Regions from separate parts of the Homo sapiens genome. Here region 2 is linked to region 1. The links are chromatin loops, found by intact Hi-C in ENCODE. Cell type or tissue: K562. All regions are shown on one strand.

Region 1 (2,500 bases):
CCTTTCTGGAAATTCTCCTTAGCTTTGATTTTATAATTTTACTCTAACTGTTTAATTCCTTCTTTTATAGCCTTTCTTTTCTCTATCCCTTTACTGCAGACATGTTGTACGGCTTTGTTCTTGACCTTCTGATCTCTCCACATTCATTCCCTCAGAGCATGTATCCATTTTCTTGGTGTCGGCCTTCCTGACTATCTGATTATTACCATCATATAACGATGTTGGTGATGAGCATAGCTAACATATCCTAGGCATTTTCCATGTAGGTTATAATAAGCACTCTATATAATTTGTACCATTTAATTCTTCAACCCTAAATGATACTATTACGAACCACATTGTATGAGATGAGGAAACTGAGATTTTCATCAAAACCATGGAAAGCCAACGTGAGGAGCCCCTGTGTGTCTCCTTTGTTAATGCCTCTGGGCATCATGGCATGTGGATTGCCCTAGAATGGGGATTAGGAAGCGCAGCACTGTGAAAACACCAGAAAATACGTTATGATAGCGGGTAAGGACGCTCATCTCCGCACATTGAGATGGTTTTATTTCTGAGTCAGGTTTGAAATGAGCCAATCCTGACTCCATGGTGCCACCAGGGATCACGAATTTAATAAGATCTTTGTGGATGCTTGGAACCCAACTGGTCTCTGTTTTCTACTTTAGGGAAAGAGCCACAGCTTGAGTGGGGTGGTTTTGGTGTCACATACGCTATCAATAATACCCACCGTTTTGGTGTCACATGTGCGATTAATAATACCCACCGCTGCAGAGGGATCACCGTGGACTACTCCTCGTTTCATCCCATGCTCTTGCGATGGATCCCTCTCACCTGTTTAATGATTTCATTCAAATTCTTCAGCGACCGCAGGACCCCGATTTGCCTTCTCTATCCTGGTTCCCATCACTCTGCTTTACAGGCCTGGCCTGCTCGCGGCTCCTCACACCAGCACTGCGCATCTCCCTCCACGCCTCTGCCCTGTTTCCTCCATCAGACAGGACTAGCTTCCTCCATCTCTATCGGGCAAAAGCCTGCCCAGCGTTCAAGACCCTCCTCAGATGCCGCCTCCAGGATTAGGCTTCTTCCTGACCCCTGAGCCTGTAACACGCGCCACCATAACTCTCCACCTCCGCCCACATTCCCACAGCACTCGCGACATCCGCGGGCCTCAACATGTCTCTTCATTCCATTTTAGGGTATTTCCTGTTTGTTTCCTGCACACACAGTCGCGCGAGGCACAGCCCTGAGTGACCTGCGCGGGAGTGGCCCGCGCTTCAAGATGCGCCGCCGCAGGCCGGGGAGGGCAGCCTGAGCCGCTTCCCGCCCCCGCGGGGACCGTCGCCAGCCCGCATCTCTAGCGAGAGGAGGTTCCACAGCGCGCCCGGCAGCCCCGCCACCGTCAGCACCTGCGCCTCGGGCGGGCTTTCCCCACCTCTGGGAGGCACGAATCCTCAGGGGCTCCTCGAGAGGGCGCCAGGGAGCAGATGCATGCGGACACCTTTCGGCCCTCTGCAGCCGCCGTAGCTCCTCCCTCACGCCCCGCCCCCCCCCCCCCTCCCGGCAGAAACCTGGAAGTGGAAATCTCGGGCATTCACCGTTTGGGTGAAGACGGAGGCGGGTTCTGGACAGACGTAGGCTGTCAGGGAGTGTTTACTTCGCCTCCACTTCTGTTCCTCCCTGCCCTGGTGCTGCTCCAGGTCACATACTCGTCCTGAGCCGGCTTCAGCCTGTCCGCGCAGAAGTCTCCCGGAGCCATGGCCTAGTACTCTTATGTGAAGTCTAGCAAGCTCGTGCTCAAGGGAACCGAGGTGAAGAGCTGGGTCCTGCAGCTCTGGTGGGAGCCTCCTCAGTTCTTTTCGGATGCACTCCACCCCCGCGAATCCGGTGGAAGCCGTGGTGCAGAGAGCCGGCTTTGTGGCCTCCCAGGCTTCGCTCTGACCCTGTCTGGGCTGGACGGAGGCCGGACCGCGGTTCCTGGCGCCTGTGCAGAGAGGGGCAGCCTCCCGTGCTGACGACCCTGGAAACAGGATAGACGGGCGGGTGACCCGTGGCCCCGTACCCACGAGTTTGGGTCCCCTGAGGCATCTCTCCAGGCCTCTGCCTGGTGGGTCTGCGTTAGTCTGATCTTGTAGTTCATTATAATAACTTCCTTTATTAGGGATTATTCTTTTCTCCATTGTCTCTTCCTGGAAAAATTATTGATTAATTTTTTTCTAAGCTAATATGTAGAGTGAAACCGGGATGAATCACACAGTGGTTGAGGTGTATATGGGCTTTGATAGGGATATGGGTTGGAACCTGCACTCTGTCATTTACTAATTTTGTAATTTGTGGCAAATTGGTTAATATGTCTGAACTTCCATTTACTCATTAAGAGATCAAGTATCTTTGAACCTCCGTTTACACATTTAAACTTTTAGACCATTTTTTATACCTTTAGAATACTGTGAGGATTAAATGAGAGAACATACATGCAGTAAATAAATTAAGCCAAATG
Region 2 (2,500 bases), 210 kb after region 1:
CAGTCCACTGTAATTCATGCAGGAGTTCTGATTTCTCCCATCCTCCTTTCCTTCTTTAGCCTTGACTTCTTGAAAAAGGCTTCAGGGAGAAGGAGGGAATAACCCTTTGGCACTTGGCAGCGGAGTCTCACCTGAGTAGTACTTATCATCCTTTCTTCCCAGGGGAGACGATATTTCCTTCATTCATTGGCAAATTCTGCTCGAAGATGCCCTGATATTTGTTCAATAAATGCAGAAACGGATGAGGGAGAACTTGGGCATGAGTAATAAAGATAGTATTTAAACATTGAGTGCTGATCATTCTAAGAGTTTGATATGAATTAACATATGTAATCCTCACAAGAGCCCTTTGAGGCTGGGTTGGGTGCCACCATTCCCATCTTAAAGAAAAGCAAAGAGACACACAGCATAGATGGTTTATCTTTAGGTCACCCAGGTGGTAAGAGCCTGAGCTGAGATTTGAATTCAGATAGTTTCCATCCATTGCCTTAGTTCTTGATGTGTTTAGTGTCAGCTTCAGAAGACATGTTTGGATTTTTCTAGAGGACCGTAAAAGCGAGGTTAATGAGCTTTGAATTTTTTATTTTTTTTAGTTATCTGTAATTTAATTTTATTTGAAATATTTACGTTCATATTCTGATTATATAAATGATTGCATATTGTAAAAGATTAAGAAAGTATAGAAAGAGTAAAAGAAAAAAATTAATTATGCTAACCACAAGATATAACAATAACAATATTAATTCAATGTTTTCCTCTTCCAGTAGACTTCTTTTTGGATTTTTACCCACGTTTAACCAAATAGGCTTCATAGCTTTTATTTTTCCCTTAAGTTTTTACTATGGAAATTTATAAGCATAGCCAAATGTAATATGACTAAAATAATTCTGTGGAAGCATCACCCAGCTTCAACCTTTGTTAACATTTGCCTGTCTCGGATCAACTCCATGCCCCTTTTTTTTTGGTTTCAGTATTTTAAACCAAATCTCTAACATCGACTTAGTATAATATTGTTTGATTGATTGTCATAATTGTCAAACATTGATGATCATAAATTGCTTATATCCAAGACCGTGAAAGGGAAATGCCAGCAGCTACTCTAAGGTTTTCATTCGTTGCAGCTTACAGAATGGTCCTTACTTGAGGACGCTAGAGGACGCAAGAGAGTTGTACCTTGGAGAAGAATGGTGCTGAATTTTGTGTTCCAGTATAGAGTTTGCCTTGCCTAAGTCTTATAGCTCTTCGTTTCTTATTTATCTTTATCTAATCCATACACTGAAAGTTCTTCTATTTCTGGGACCATGTCATATTTTTCTCTATGTGTCCAGGACATCGTACAAAGTTGTTAAGTGTTTATGGTTAGAGTAGCTACTCAACAGACAGCTGGCATCAAGGATTTGCAGTGTAGAATTGGAATTAGGTATCAAAATAGAATAGAAATAACCCCTGGATATATTCCTTAATCTCACTTAATATTGGTAGGTTATATAATCCACCAACTATTTCAGAGTATTGAAGAGTTGAAGAGCAATGATTGGTTATGTTTCGATAATCTAAAAAAAAATCCCTGGAAACAAATTGTTAGAAATGATAACAACATTTATAGACCATGCCTTATAACTAAGATTGTGTTTCCAGGTTTTTAAAACAGGTTTTTAAGAAATGTTTCTACAGTAAAATAGACTATTTTGTTATTTTTGGTGTACAATTCTATTACAACACAGGCATAGTTTGTGTAACGACTACCGTAGTCAGAAAAAGAACATTTCCATCACCCCAAAAACTCCGCTCATGTCTTCCCTCATAATTACCCCTCACCATACCTGTAACCACTGGCAACTACCATAAGCACTAAAACTCTACAGCTTTGTCTTTTTGAGAATGTCATATAAATGGACTGATGCTATATGTAACATTTGAGACCGGATTCTTTTACTCAGCAAATTGCTCTTGACATTCACCCAAGTTGTTATACGTATCAATACTTCATTTCTTTTACTTCTGGTTAACGGAAGTATCCACTTTATGGATATATCACAGTTCATCTATTCACTGGTTGATAGACTTTTCCCCCCACTTTTTGGCATTTATCAATAGAGCTGATATAAACATTCATGTATAGTTTTTTTGTGCTTATTTCTGTAGCATACGAAGCCAGGAGTATGTTTACTGGGTCATATGGGAAATGCATGTTTAACTTTATAAGAAACTGTCAAACTGTAGTATCTGTACCATTTTGCATTCTCACTAATGATGTAGAAATTTCCAGTTTATTTACATCTTCATCAGCACTTAGTATTTTCCTTATTTTTTTATTTTAGCCATTCTAAGCATTGTGAGTTTAATTTACATTTCCCTAATGGCTAATGGTGTTCAGCAGATATTACTTTTTTGTTGTTGTTTCTTTGCCATCCTTATATCTTCTTTGCGGAAGTGTCTGTATGCATGCTTTGCCCAGTTTTACATTGGGTTATATTTTTCCTATTGTTGATTTTTGAAA

Evidence for each region. Peaks named below come from ENCODE experiments on the same cell type or tissue, not always from the same donor. Only the 100,000 strongest peaks of a DNase experiment are listed, where the experiment ranks them.
Region 2: it touches region 1 in a loop (7-fold over the local background); 4 of 110 quality-filtered maps call a loop at or near these places.

The regions. Positions count from the first base shown.
Region 1 is chr20:30,375,615-30,378,114 of GRCh38, forward strand. It overlaps the pseudogene FRG1BP. Among named protein-coding and RNA genes, the nearest start is that of FAM242A, 15 kb to the left of the region's middle. In K562, a CTCF peak has its summit at 1,466 (motif pointing right); a DNase peak (open chromatin) is centred at 1,557; H3K4me3 peaks cover 1,594 bases.
Region 2 is chr20:30,580,894-30,583,393 of GRCh38, forward strand. No RefSeq gene overlaps it. Among named protein-coding and RNA genes, the nearest start is that of FAM242A, 220 kb to the left of the region's middle. In K562, a CTCF peak has its summit at 1,153; no DNase peak of the experiment used is centred here.